Linked DNA regions of Homo sapiens: region 2 is linked to region 1. Evidence: read pairs that join two places in POLR2A ChIA-PET (ENCODE). Cell type or tissue: endothelial cell of umbilical vein. All regions are shown on one strand.

Region 1 (8,000 bases):
CAAATCACTAAAGTCCCCTCACACTCTTTTTAATTTTGTCCTTTCAGTCCTTATCCTCCTACTTCATCAAAAGTCAAAGTTACGAAAACACTTAAATTAACCCCTTTCCCATGACATTATCATTTCTGGTTTCCAGGAGTTATTAAGCAACCCTAAATCCAGACTGCCAATGATAAAAGAAGAGCAATAGAAGGCATGGTAAATGAGAGACAGATATGAAGGGAAACGCCACCGAAATGACAAATACTGCATGTTGGCAGACAGAGGGCTGATTTCCTTTTTCCATAAAGAGCTCTTCAACCCCATAAGAATAACATTGATGGCCCAACAGAGAGACTGGCAAAGGACATGAACAAGCTGCTCACATCAAAAGAGAATCAAGTGGGTTTTAATCATTTGAAAAGATACTCAACCTCAGTCATAATTAAAGAAATGCAAATTAAAATAATAAGATACAATATTTAACTGTCAGGTTAGGGAGAAAACAAACCTGGTTGTTGGGAAACAGTCACATTCCTGTATCATATTTGGAGAACAACTTGGCAATATTTATCCAGATTTAAAATGCATGTGCCCCATGAGCCAGCCATTTTACTTTTAGGAATATATACTGCAGTTGCATTTGCACTATTGGCCCAGAGATATTAACAGCAGTATTACTTATAGAAGCAAATCACTGGAAATATCTCAAATGTCTTTTAGTTTGTACCAAGCACCATTAAAATACCTCTGGAGGGCAACGTGAGGAACTGGTCAATCTAAGGTGCTGCATTAAGGGACCAGATTCAGGAGTTAAGATAGTAAATGAACTACTTTTACTATACACGTTTCTGTGCATTTTGATTTTTAAAAAAGAATGTGTATTGAACAAATAAATCCACTAAAACAAAAACACCTTAAGGATGCTTTTGGAGTTTCAGAGAAGAGAACCAAGGAAAAGCAGCCATGAAATTTTCAATTTCTTTCACAGAACGGATAGTTCCAAGGATTATAAGGATACAACGAGAGAGGACAATCTGGAAATAAACCTCAGGATTATATGCTAAATTTGTTGTGCTTGCTGGTTTCCTATCCTGTGTCATATCTTCTTAAAAAAGAAGGACTAAATTTTGCCTGTCATAATGTTAACAGCACTTCCCTGTTTCAATATGAGAAATTAACTCGCAATGGTAATAGAAATAGTTCAAATCATTTAACTTACCAAAGAGCTATAATCATTAACATTCTTTAGGCTGTGTTCCATACAATCAAGAATACTTTTCTATTTTCAAAACCTCATTCACAACCTTGGTAAAAGCTTCCCATTGTAAGGCCATGACATCTAAGGCACCATATTCTTATCTCCATTACTATACAACGTAAGACTAGTGGTCTTATAAATTCCTCATGTTTGCCAAACACATTACATGGAAGATCATAGTGTTAATTTGGAAAGGGAAACAGTTTTATGGCATCTAAAGGACTGAAAAAATTATCTCTAATCCTTTTGGGAATCAAAGAGGCAATAAAGTGAAATTGAGTGCAGAAAGACTCACATTGTAAATCCATTTACTACCAAGCCTTGTTTACACAAGGATTTATTCGTGCCAGTAACTAGTCACCAAAGCTTAATGGCATGACTTTACCAGAATTTCATTTAAAGAAGTGTCTGTTATTTTTTCACAAATAGTGTTCAGCTGATTAAAGCCTAATTACACACATTGAATTAAAGGTGTGAGTACATAATAAAATGTTCCAGCTAAAAGGAATCTGTGCTGGTGTTTGATTTCCAGCTAGTAATTTGGCTGGAATAAAATGGAAACAAGAAAGCAGAATTGTTTAAAAGGTGCAGTTTTATGACAACACGCATTTCTAAACTGGAAATAGAAATACACAAAGATACCATGCACTTTTTAAGTGGGATGTATTGAAATCTAAAACAGCCTTTTCTATTATCCAACATTTATGATAATAATAATAATACAAACCACACTCACAGTAGCCAACAGCCAGAAAAAAACATATTTCCATTTTAACGCCTTTAGATGATCAAAGCAGCAGCTTAATATAATCAGCTGAAATCCATTTACTCGAGAGCTTGCCACTGTGCCCAGGGACTGCTTTCCCTTCCAGCCCTATCTATTCTGGAACAGGTGCTATACTAGTAAATTAATTAGTCTGTGGAGAAGCACCTTGTTCTCCATCTCCGCAGGCCTCTTGTGGGTCAGGGCCTTGAGGACTTCGCCATCTGGGCAGAGTTTCCCCCAGAGAAACAATCAAAGCCCACAGATTGCAGCCTACAGAGGAAGGTTCAGATGACAATTAACCTTATTAGGCCTCATTTTTTACAGTTTATAGTGTGTCAACATGTTGGCTCCGTAAATAATCTGCTACATCAAATAGGTGAAAATACATGTCTTCTCTCTTTGTTAAAAGTTTTAAAGTCCTCTGGAAAAGAAGTATGATATTCAAGGGAAATGGTGTCATTTATAAATATACAAATGTTGGGATTATTGAGTAGGAATCTAGATAGGCTCTAGATTCCACATAAAATTCATGAAAAAAACTAGCATCCATTTCTGCTGGATATAAATTTAAGGGGGGTGCTCAATTTCTTTACCAGATCTTTCAAGTTTTTCTGTCTCAGGCTCAATGCCTCCTACGTACGTGGTCTTGTAACATCTGGCTAACTTCAGAAATATATGTTTCCTTTCAAAAATTACACTTTTGCTCCTTTCTCCAACTACAGTTATACACATAAGATCCTGTTGTCCTAAGAATACAAAATAAAACCAATCAAGACAATTAACATCCACAGCTTGTCACAAAATCAACAGATATTTAAGCCTACATTTTTAATCAAAGTAAGCCTAATTAAACACTTCACAAATGACTTTGCAGCCTGGCACAAAAAAATGCCACATTTTAAAAAGTCCTTAAACATAACGTAAAAGAGAGTTTGCTAACAGATTATCACAAAGATTCTTGTGCGAAAACGCCAAGAGTTCTTATTTACGTTCTGTTCTTTAATTGTTGACAGGGTTTACTGGGTCCCACCATCTCTTTCAATTCTATGACATAATTCGGAGTTAAGATTTTAAACTTGGGAAAATAGGCCCTCCCTGTTGGCTCCTCCCTCTTTTGCAGCTTCCTTAGACAGCTACAGTAGGACCTCCCAAGTCACCACTGGGTTAATGATGTGTTTGGAAGCTTGCTGACAGTGTGAACAGCTTTGTCTTCTCACATATCCCCTGTGTTGATTCACGTGTAAGGTGAAAATATTTGCAAACTCAAACTGTTTGACGTTAAAGCCCAGGAACTCATTTGATTCTGCCTAAAGATAGTTCTGTGGAAATAGAAGTAATGGAGGGAGAAGAAACTTTTCATAAAATGTAGTTTTTATAGCTTTAGAAAATATCACACTCAATACTGCCTTTCTCATTTAAAACAAATTTCTACTGAAGCTACCTTTCAAATTTGGATATAATGTGTTTAGCTTGGAATTTCCCTAGTCTCCTTACAAATGCTTTTATTGTGAAAGTACAAAAAATGAAGTTTGAGATTTAATGGCTACTTTACTTGCCCTTCTACTTTTGGTCAGAAGAAAATCTGGAAACAAGAAACATAAAAGAATTCCCTTAACATATATGAGTGTTCTTATTTACCACGTTTGGTTATTAAATATGTATTTGCCATATCCATTAATAAGTATTAGCTTGTATCTAACATTATTACGATTGTTTTTAATTATGACTTCTTATTGTGATTATATATTGGCAAGAATAGTTGTGATGGAAAACTCAAAGAATTATTCATTAACAGAAATATTAAGAACTTGAAGCTGAGAGTGGCCCATGAAGTTAAGGTGTCTATCCTGATATTGAAGAAAAGTTTAGAACAGCCTCTGACAAAACAGTGCCCTCTAGTGGATATACAAACACCTGGAGTCAAAGCAATTCTCTCACATGAAGTGGGGTCAGGAGTTGGGACTCTGGGGGCATAAAGATGTCTTACTATTACTGCATTAAGAGTAGCAACTAGGGTAATCCCAAAGACAAGAAGGACATGCGTCATTCATACAGTAAGCATATGTTGAGGGCCTACCATGTGCCAATACTGGTGCTAAACACATTGGTTAAAGATGAATAGAAGAGCATCCCTGCCCTCAAGCTCATAGACTAAGATAATCACATTTAAGCAAAGAAAGCATGGAAGAAAGAGAAGTAGAAAGATGGGAAGAGAAGCTAGGTTTTTAAAGGAGGGAAAAAAAATTGAACATTTTCATACTGGCTGTTGTCAAAAAGTGCTAAATCCAACCAACCAAGCATTGAAGTAGTTCTTGAATACCTATGATAGGCCCACCCTCAAAATTAACTGTTAAACCTAGCAGAAGATAAAACTAGATAAACTGTGTTTCCCATAACCCAGGAACTTTCTGTATTACTATCATTTAGAAAGAGCCTAAGACCTTGATATCAGCAAGATCAGGGTTCATATAGTTTGATGAATCTTCAGGAGCAAGGGAAGAGGACATTTCAGAGTTCATAATGCTCCCCAAGATGCTCTCCCATGAGATCATTCCATGCACTCTGACAGAGGTGTATAAGAGTTGTAGTGGCTGGGCATGAGAGGATCAACCTCAAACTTGAGACTGTGCATAATCACTAATTGGAAACACAAAATAACAAATAAAGCACAGATCATTATGTCTTCTTCAGCATTAATGATATTCTATTTTCACCTTGAGTCCTATAAAGCACATCATAGTAATATGTACTTTGAGGCAGTATTGCACACACATATTTTGTTATATACCATTGAGTCATAGATGCCCATGGTGTTATAATAAAATGAAAGGAATGAAGTTGCTTTGGTGAACAATCAAAAGACACACAGGTCCAAGAGAATCAGAAAGAAAATAAGTGACAAATTTAAAGGGTAAACGTTTCCTCTATGATCCTCAATAATAAAAGCTTTTATTACACTCTAGCTTGATTAATTATTCCACTTCCCATGTGGCTGCACTGAACTCTATACATATTTTCATCACAATACCTATTACACTGTAATGCACTTTGTTTATATACCTGTCACCTTTTACCAGACAAATTTCTCAAACCTCCTTGAAGCCAGGGACTATGCTATCAGTCATTGTATCCTTACTTTCCTATTATTTCTAGAATAATACCTAGCACAAAATAGTCACTAAATTAATATTTAATGGTTCATTACTATTCAAAATATGTAATATGTTGAAAGGAATATATTATATCATCATCCAGATTTTGCTGGATAGAAGATGATAGGCAGATCAGGGCCCAGATACTACGCTTTTCCCACAGTCTGCAACCTGCAGACCAGGAGACTCCCTCAGGTGCCTACACCAGCAGGGCCCTAGATTTCAAGCACAAAGCTGGGCAGCCATTTGGGCAGACACTGAGCTAGCTGCAGGAGTGTTTTTTCATACCCCAGTGGCATCAGGAATGCCAGTGAAAGAACCATTCACTCCCCTGGAAAGGGGGCTGAAGCCAGGGAACCAAGTGGTCTGGCTCAGCAGATCCCACCCCCACGGAGCCCAGCAAGCTAAGATCCACTAGCTTGAATTTCTAGTTGTCAGCACAGCAGTCTGAAGTCCACCTGAGTTTCTTGAGCTTGGTTGGGGGAGGGGCGTCCTACCATTACTGAGGCTTGAGTAGGAGGTTTTCCCCTCACAGTGTAAACAAAGCCCCCAGGAAGTTTGAACTGGATGGAGCACACTGCAGCTCAGCAAAACCACTGTAGCCAGACTGCCTCTCTAGATTCCTTCTCTCTGGGCATGGTATCTCTGAAAGAAAGGCAGCAGCACCAGTCAGGGGCTTATATATAAAACTCCCATCTCCCTGGGACAGAGCACCAGGGGAAGGGGTGGCTGTGGGTGCAGCTTCAGCAGACTTAAACATTCCTGTCTGCAGGCTCTGAAAAGAGCAGTGGATCTCCCAGCACAGCGCTCAAACTCTGCTAAGGGACAGACTGCCTCCTCAAGCGGGTTCCTCACACCCATGCCTCCTGACTGGGAGACACCTTCCAGCAGAGGTCGACAGACACCTCATACAGGAGAGCTCCAGCTGGCCTCTGGCAGGTGCCCTTCTGGGGAGAAGCTTCCAGAGGAAGGAACAGGCAGCAATCTTTGCTGTTCTGCAGCCTCCGCTAGCGATACCTAGGCAAATGGGTCTGGAGTGGACCTCCAGCAAACTCCAGCAGACCTGCAGAAGAGGGGCCTGACTGTTAGAAGGAAAACTAACAAACAGAAAGGAATACCATCAACATCAACAAAAAGGACGTCCACAAAGAAACCCCATCCGAAGGTCACCAACATCAAAGACCAAAGGTAGATAAATCCACGAAGATGAGGAAAAAGCAGTGCAAAAAGGCTGCAAATTCCAAAAACCAGAACCCCTCTACTCCTTCAAAGGATCACAATTCCTCGCCAGCAAGGGAACAAAACTGGATGGACAATGAGTTTGATGAATTCACAGAAGTAGGCTTCAGAAGGTGGATAATAACAAACTCCTCCAAGCTAAAGGAGCATGTTCTACGCTAATGCAAATAAGCTAAGAACCTTGGAAAAATGTTAGATGAATTGCTAACTAGAATAAACAGTTTAGAGAAGAATATAAATGACCTGTTGGAGCTGAAAAACCAGCACAAGAACTTCATGAGGCATACACAAGTTATCTATAGCTGAATCGATCAAGCAGAAGGAAGGATATCAGAGACTGAAGATCAACTTAATGAGATAAAGTGTGAAGACAAGATTAGAGAAAAAAGAATGAAAAGGATGAACAAAGCCCCCAAGAAATATGGGACTATGTGAAAAGACCAACACTATGTTTGATTGATATACCTGAAAGTGAAGGGGAGAATGAAACCAAATTGGAAAACACTCTTCAGGATATTATCCAGGAGAACTTCCCCAATCTAGCAAGGCAGGCCAACATTCAAATTCAGGAAATACAGAGAACACCACCAAGATACTCCTCGAGAAAAGCAACCCCGAGACACATAATTGTCAGATTCACCAAGGTTGAAATGAAGGAAAAAATGCTAAGGGCGGCCAGAGAGAAAGGCTGGGTTACCCACAAAGGGAAGCTCATCAGACTAACAGCAGATCTCTCTGCAGAAATCCTACAAGCCAGAAGAGAGTGGGGGCCAATATTCAACATTCTTAAAGAAATGAATTTTCAACCCAGAATTTCATATCCAGCCAAACTAAGCTTCATAAGCAAAGGAGAAATAAAATCCTTTACAGACAAGGAAATGCTGAGAGATTTTGTCACCACGAGGCCTGCCTTACAAGAGTTCCTGAAGGTAGAACTAAATATGGAAAGGAAAAACCAATACTAGCCACTGCAAAAAGATACCAAATTGTAAAGACCATCGACACGATGAAGAAACTGTGTCAATTAACAGGCAAAATAACCAGCTAGCATCATAATGACAAGATCAAATTCACATATAACAATATTAACCTTAAATCTAAATGAGCTAAATGCCCCAATTAAAAGACACAGACTGGCAAGTTGGATAAAGACTCAAGACCCATTGGTGTGCTGTATCTCACGTGCAAAGACACACATAGCCTCAAAATAAAGGGATGGAAGAAACTTTACCAAGCAAATGGAAAGCAAAAAAAAGCAGGGGTTGCAATCCTAGTCTCTGATAAAAACAGACTTTAAAGCAACAAAGAAGAAAAAGGACAAAGAAGGGCATTACATAATGGTAAAGGGATCAACACAACAAGAAGAGCTAACTATCCTAAATATATATGCACCCAATATAGGAGCACCCAGATTCATAAAGCAAGTTCTTATAGACCTACAAAGAGACTTAGACTCCCATACAATACTAGTGGGAGAATTTAACACACCACTGTCAATGTTAGACAGATCACTGAGACAGAAAATTAACAAGGATATTCAGTACTTGAACTCAGCTCCGAAATAAGCGGACCTAATAGACATCTACAGAACTTTTCACCCCAA
Region 2 (8,000 bases), 280 kb before region 1:
GCTTTTAGCAATATAGTTTAGGAGGCCTGGACATACAGAGCCATGACTGTGTCTGGTTAGGAGAGTAAGCCTGGGACCAGGAGACAAGAAACTGGGTGATAAAATTGACACTGTCACTCACTCAGTGTACAACCTTGAGTAAACCCTGCTTTCCTTTTCTATAAGATAGCCTCAGTCAGTAATGTTTCACTTTTTCTTTCTAGCATGGGATTTTCATGAGTAAATCTTAATGGAACTCTAATATACACAGCAGATAATAGCAGAGGTACTCTGGTCTCAGTGGGGCAGGAGGCTGCTTGGTTCTTTCCAAGTCTTACTCCTGCTTCTAGGAGTTAAGACTGAAATAGAAAAGAATGTTTGTGTCCGTTATAAAGCTTGTGAGCCCCTGTAACTTCATACAGACCCACACAGTATACAGCTGTTAAAGAATATTGAACGCTGCCACACTGCATGTGGTGAACACCTTTTGAATTTCAACATATATTTTAGATTAAAAAATAAGAAAAAAAACACCAGAAAGTACCCTTCCCTCAGTCACTTTATGTATACATTTTAACATATAAGCTTGATGGCAAATTAAAATCGAATGCAAATATTTTTCCTGAAAAGTTGCCCATTTATATAGTTTTCTTAGACTCTCTTAGTTTTTAATGGGAAGGCTTTCCTAATAACAAAAAGTGTTAATTACATAAATATGCGTGTTCTTTTCAAAGCCTTACACTATATTATGGATAATAAACAATAGAGAAATAAATACAAAACTGTTTCAACAGAAACACTGCTTCTTGAACAGCCTTTAACATTATGACATGTTTACTGGGAAAATGCATTACTCATGACAGGGTTACAAAAGCAATATTAACCTTCTTGAAATGTAACAGCAAAAAGTCAGATGTAAAAATCAGTACCAGGCATGGTAATGTAACTACTTTTGTTAAGATTATACATAGAAATAAAGCAGATATTTAAAGCTACATTAAGGTGTAGATAAATAAAGGATCCTTTAGAAGATTCACAACACACATCACAACTAAATTCATGATGCAGATTGTCCTAAAGATAGCATTCTTGGAGATGAAAACCCTGTGCTTTCTTTTGATTGTTTTTCTTTTGGGCACTGCTGCTTTTGCAATTTTGTGCAGGGTGTCAGACATTAAACTTGTCCTTAAAGCAAATTAAAAAAAATAAGATAGACATAATCTATCTTTTGGGATAGGCACTTGTTATATCGACAAATTACCAAACACTTTCACTATATCTGATATGACTAATGAGTCGTTGTAATCTATAATCAAAAAGAATGTTTGCTTCTGTAAAAAATAAGAATTTACCCCAAACAACCTTTCATAATAAGCAAAGAACTCCAAAGTAATGGTTTAAAATGTCTGATGAAATACACACTATAAAATCGCACTTACCATCAAATGCAAGTTAGATTTACAAAATAATTTTTCATCAAATTTATTTTGTTGCTATTGTTTTATCGTAAGACCCATTACTTGTCTAGTCATGTAGTGTTGATGTTTAAAAGGGATTCATGTTTTAAAATAATCCTAAAATATTTCATTAAAATCTGTTAGGGAATTTTTCTTATTCTGGAGAATGTTAGCTTGAGGCTTATTTAAAAAATAAAGGTCAAAAGTCAGAAAGGATAATAGCTGATGGTTTTGATAATGCTAATTATATATTACTGAGAATAAAGGTAGAAAGGGAAATATGAATACTAAAGAAAGATAAACATCCCAATGCTGGATTTTTAAAAAACAATGAAAAACCCTTAAAATGTCTTTGTATGTCACTGTCATAATTCAAAGACATAATGAAGCCTGAATTAAAAATGTCAGTTTCTGTGAGTGTTGATAACTTGGTTCTTTGTTGGGCAAGTCAAAATGTGTCTGTTTGATAGGCAAAAATGACAGACTAAAAATGGGAGAAGTTGAATCTAAAAAAAGAAACACACACACACGAACACACATGAACACACACACACACACACACACACACACACACACACACGCACGACTTTTAAAAAAGGCCCATAATGTACTTGAAGGAGAAGACCTGTAGGGTAGGAGGCAATATCTTTAGGAAGTCACCAAGCAGCACTAAAAGGCAATGTCCATGGCCAATCAAAACGATTTCTGAGACTGCTGGGGCTCTTGCATCTCTGTCTTTACACTAGACTGGAAACCCTTTGTAGTAATTACCAGACTGTACCAGATTTTCTGGTTCAGTTCAATCTTATAATTGACTGACAGTGATGGGCCAGGAGGGGGAAAAATTCAGGCTCACCACTGCAAGCAGAGGATCAGAAATGGTTTCACAGAGAGCTAGTTACAGCCTGGCACTAAAAGCAGGGTTAAGCAAGCATCATCAGCAAGTTCTCCTAATTCCCAGGTTAGAAAGGAAGTTAGGAGGAAAAAACAACAATCCATGGGTGCTCTCATCTTACAGATCAATCCTTAGCATGCAACCATTTTACAAAAAATGAATGGAGAATAGCCTTAAGTGTAAATTGTAATTTTAGATGTCACTAAATTTTAGATGATTTTTATTTTGCTTTTGGGAAAAGATAAAGGTTTGTCTCCCAAACTCAAATACGGTCATCTTGCTTAAGTTAAGGAGACTTTTGTTCTATTTATACTAAGGAAGAAAAACAATGCTGCTATTTCATTCCTAGGGCTCAAAAATAATTGAAGTGCAAGGCATATTTCGCCTATGATATGTTACATAATCAAAGTTAATTTGAAAGCACTTAACATCAAAATTCTCACATCCTTTCCTTATTTGTAATTCACTGATTTGGATTTACTGTGTATCCATAGTTAGTAAATTGTTACCCATAAATCCATACTGTTTAAAAAGAAAAGATTGAATAATAATTTACATGAACTCAGAGTTAATGCATTAAAAAAATCGAACACGTTGAGCGCTGTATTAAAGACTCATTCGGCTGGCTACCATTTGTTATTTACTTAGAACTGTTCTCTACCCACTTTATTTCTAAACAAAAGAGCAACCATAGCTTTAGCTACACCAAACATTAAAAACGCAGGTGTCAGAATCAGGGTCAAAATGAGAACTCAGGCCATTTGGTAGGCAAGTGAGAATTATGTACTATCATGTTGAGGTCAATTGACTTGAAATTTAATCACAGTTTAAACCCCTTTTCTTTCCAGGCTAAAGAGTAAGCAACACCTGTGCCAGCAGCAGCTCACATTGCAGCTGACATAGCAGCTAGTTCAATTTTTAGTTACAAGTCAATTACTTACTGGAATAGAAAGAGAACATTTCATTCATTCCATGGATGGCCACTTTTCCGAAGAAACCTGTCAGGCTTTCTTTCTCCAAAAGAAGAAAAGAGAAAAAAAGTGAAAGTTAAAAATAAGTGATGTACTGCAAAGTTTTAGAGCTAGGCCAGTACACTACAGCAGAGAAGTTGTGCAAATAGCTTACCTTCCAAATACTGAACAGAGCTGTCTTGTAAGTGAGGCCTATCCCAGCTGATAAGTCCTGGGACTTTCCTTATCAGAGTATCAAAATTAGGTAAAATTATAATAGGTGATCTACACCTGAGAAGAGGGACCAGCTGACTGTATGAAAGGAAAGAGCAAATGAGTAAAATGTCTTCCCCCAGCTACAGTCAGCCCTGGTGCAAGGGGAGTTTTCAAATGCACTGGCTATAGACTTTTGTCCAAAGCTGTGGTTCTCTTTTTTTTCTTTTCTTTTTTTTTCTTTCTTTCTTTCTTTTCTTTCTTTCTTTTCTTTCTTTTTTTTTTTTTTTTTTTTTTTTTTAGAGAAGCTAGATTAGTTCATACAAAACTCAACAATACAGCACTGAAACCCATTGTTGATATTCAACATTTTTCACATAGCGGAACAGAATAGACAATACGGTATCTAGGAAACCATGGGCTGGATTACAAACTGATGATATCTCATCCTTCTGGGGGCCTGTAATCCTTTTTATTACCTACCACGGTAAAAAAAAAAAAAAAATCACTATGTGTGTGGGGAACTCTCTCAGAATAAATCAATAACATTGCCATTCTTAGGAAAATAGGATAAATTAAAATGAAATCTTGCTTACAGCACTAAGTCCCTAAGTGTGCCATTTGCCTTTTATGCAAGTTAATGATTTTTTAAATTGCTCTTATCTTAACCTTTATATAAACTTCCATAGGTTCAAAAAAATTAAATTATCTGTAAATATTTGCTTAAAAACAGTGTTCACAATTAGCTTGTATGTTCTATTTCTCATAATAAATACTTGGAAAGTTATTTATTTCAAAGTGTCCAAGATTAGAACCTAAGGCATGAGTGCAAAGTAATTTTCATTAATTTGTTTTAAATACATGTGTTGGGTTATTAGTAAACTATATTTATTCCTCCATTAGGAACACACTGAAATTCAAGGTCTTCTGGGCTTATTTACCTGATCTAATTAAATAAATAATTTTTACTTTTAAACTTTTCATTGTCTTTAAAATTTTTCATTTTTAAAATGCATTTCCTGATTATGCATAACTGCAAAGCCATCCTTTACAAAGAAGTTATGCCTATTAACCTTTTTGAAAATCTGGTCCAATCCCTTTTTAAAATGCAATCCAGTTCCCATACTTTTCTTATGCCTCCAAATGGTCTAGGTAGCCACAGAAGTGATTGTTCCTACCAGTTTCTTTTCATCACTTCTGCAATTGACCAATTGACAACTGATTGATGGTTATCTTTTCACTTCAACAATGAAAGAAATTACCATCACTATAGCTATGTACAGTAAATGCCTCCAGAGTAAATTGCATGATTCTAAAATTCTCCTTAGCTCACTTAGTAAAACATCAACACAAAAAAGTTTCTTTTTTGCGCCTCCTTTCCTGTACCACAGATTTGGCCTTTCCTGTCAACTGCAAAAAAAGAACTTGACAGCTTCTTTAAAAAGAGGAGTATAAAGGAACTTGAATAAAGGATGGCACTGGGCCTGTCTCAAGCAAGTGGCCATTCTTTTGCACTTGGAAAAAAATTAGGCATGTGAGCACAGATAAGCCCTATAAGAATACTCTAAGGACTATTCCTGGTGACCTTGAGATTCTCTTTCCTGCCTTAACCATTCCTGAACATTAGAGAAACAATATAGATTCTGAACATGGAGTTGCCAACTTATTTCAACTAGGATTTTTTTTATTGAAAGTGAAACATCCTTAAATTTTTTAACTTCCTTTTTTCTTTAGCATTGCGAAGACTCCCTTGCTCTAACAGTGCTCCAAAAAATGCTATTATGCAAGCGTCACATTCATTCATTACATGTTGATGGACAAGAGTTTAAATTCTACCCCAAATCTAAATTTACTGTAAATGTATATTTTATTCTTACATGAAAGCTCTGAATCTTGTCAAGGAAAGGTATTCAAATATCTTTCTTTCTATCCCTGTGCAATTAAAGTTATTTTTTCTAAGTGAAGTGAATATGCTGCTATAAAAGATTGGGCTGATTTACTGTCTTATTCTCCCACTCCAACTTTAAGATCACTTTTTTTTTTTTTTTGAGATGGATTTTCACCCTGTAGCCCAGGCTGGAAAGCAATGGTGTGATCTCGGCTCACTGCAACCTCCGCCTCCCAGGTTCAAGCAATTCTCTGCCTCAGCCTCCCGAGTAGCTGGGATTATAGGCACCTGCCACCACGCACGGCTAATTTTTGTATTTTTAGTAGAGATGGGGTTTCACTATCTTGGTCAGGCTGGTCTCGAACTCCTGACCTCGTGATCTGCCCACCTTGGTCTCCCAAAGTGCTGGGATTGCAGGCATGAGGCACCAGGCCCAGCCTAAGATCACACTTTTAAAGTGAAAAAAGAAAAAAAAAATAAACCTACGCAAACCTGAGTAGATGAGAAGGGTGATTTTTCCCTATTTCCCTTGATGTTTCAGGTCCATAAAATTTGTTCTACTGAATATTAAAAAAAAAATGAACTATAGTTTTATTGTCTAGAATTACTTGGCACAGTAAAACTTTTGCCACTTCATCAATATTATTAGGAATAAATAATTCTTATTCACTAATGACTCCATCTAAGATGGGCTAGTTTTCTGCTATTTCTGACCTCAGTTATTTAATCAAATAAGTTTTTATTAAGTACCAACTTTATGTTTTTTACACGGTAGGCTCTGTAGAATGCATGAGAAATATGAGACGAGATTCCGCCCAGCAGAAGTAGATAATTTCTTTGTGGAAACAAGATATACTGTGGGAAACAGATACTGAATGAAGATGCACATATTATGTAGATACATATACCTGAAATATTATATATTTTCACATACTTGGCATAAAGATGATGCTAAATTTTATTCACTTAAAAATGATTCATAATCTTTCCCATTACCTTTGCAATATTTGTCAGTGATATTATTATTCAAATATCCCAGGTGACATTCATGAAATATCACATTTATATCTATAGTTGATCTCTAAACACATACTTGTACTCGTCTAGACCTACCACAGGTCATAGCTGCATTAATAAAATTGACTCAAGATGCTCTAGTCTACCATATTTAGCCTCGATCCTTTACCCACAACATGATAGCTGGAATAACCTTACTACAACTTAGCTTTCATCATGTTACATATACCTTGGTTGTAGAATCTATAATGCCTTTTTTTCTTTTTTTTTTTTTTTTTGTTTTTCTTTTGCTTATTGCATGAGGTCTAAACTTCCCTGCTCAGTTCCCAGGGCTCTACAAAATACAGTTTCTTGGTAGCACCTCTCTAACATTATTTCCCATCAACCAGCTTGCTATTTATTAATAATATTTCTTACTATTACATACATGCCTAGATGCACACCATGACATTTCATCTTTTATCTTTATCCTATGTATTCAAGGTCCAAAATTACCATAGTACACTTATGAATCTTGTCCTGCAGTAGCATTCATGCAGATCTCTCTATTCCTACATATGTTTTACAGTTATTATTAGTGTTATTATTATTATTTGATACAAGGTCTTGCTCTGTCACCCAGGCTGGAGTGCAATGGCATGATCATAACTCATTGTAACCTCAAACTCCTGTGCTCAAGTGATTACCCTGCCTCAGCCTCCTGAATAGCCAGGACTACAAAGATGTGCCACCATGCCTGGCTAATGTTATTTTTATTTATTTATTTTGGTAGAGACAGGGGTCTTGCTATGTTTCCCAGGCTTGTCTCAAACTCCTAGCTTCAAGTGATCCTTCCATCTCTGTCTTCCAAAGTGCTGGAATTACTTCATTTATTATTGAGTTTGATATACATTTGGCTCAGTTCTAATGCCACCTCTCTTACGAAGATTTCCTTATCAAATGAGATAAAATAAATCTGTTCTTCCAGTAGACTCAATAGTTCTTGGCACGCATCTTTATTATAACAGTCATAATCTTGAATTGTATTTGCATATTATTTTTCCCAGGTAGAAGTTAAACCCCATGAGGAAAGGAACTAATCGTATGTATCTTTTTATGTCCAGTTATTGACATATAGATGCTCAATTAATGGTTATTTGATAAAGACATGATCCTTGTTCCTAAGAAACTCTCATTTCGGGGAGAAGTTTCTATTAGCTGTGAGATTAAGATGGTAACTGAGTAGCTAAACAAAAAGTATTGGCAGTTGGAACAACAAGTAGTTCGTTTAAAAAGTAAATTGAAAATGTAAAGTGAGTATTTAAATGTTTTCATAGTGAAGACTATCTCAAAGCCAATCACTTGGGACATAGAAAATAGCAATTGATACATAGTTGCATTTTTAGGCTAGTCCAAAAAATGCCTATTTGATCATAACCTAGCTGAGTTGTAGTAACAGCCATTTATTGAACACTTGGTAGTTTGAAGCACTGTAATAAGTACTAAAAATTATTTCATTTACTTTTCAAGATAACCTCATGAGGCGGGTATTATCATTGCTATTTTACAGATAGGAAACTTGGACTTAGAGAGGTTAACAGTTGCTCGAGGCCACCTAGACA

What was found. ChIA-PET counts read pairs that join two places held together with the same protein. Peaks named below come from ENCODE experiments on the same cell type or tissue, not always from the same donor. Only the 100,000 strongest peaks of a DNase experiment are listed, where the experiment ranks them.
Region 2: POLR2A ChIA-PET joins it to region 1 with 5 read pairs; 1 of 35 experiments calls an interaction of 5 or more read pairs at or near these places.

What each region holds. Positions count from the first base shown.
Region 1 is chr3:181,322,727-181,330,726 of GRCh38, reverse strand. The region is part of intron 3 of SOX2-OT (SOX2 overlapping transcript); the gene reads right to left. Among named protein-coding and RNA genes, the nearest start is that of SOX2-OT, 270 kb to the right of the region's middle. In endothelial cell of umbilical vein, a CTCF peak has its summit at 3,904 (motif pointing left); a DNase peak (open chromatin) is centred at 3,876.
Region 2 is chr3:181,606,202-181,614,201 of GRCh38, reverse strand. It overlaps SOX2-OT (SOX2 overlapping transcript), which reads right to left. Exons shown (of 7, transcript NR_075092.1): 5 at 3,273-3,341. Among named protein-coding and RNA genes, the nearest start is that of SOX2, 100 kb to the left of the region's middle. In endothelial cell of umbilical vein, no CTCF peak of the experiment used is centred here; DNase peaks (open chromatin) are centred at 831 and 3,881.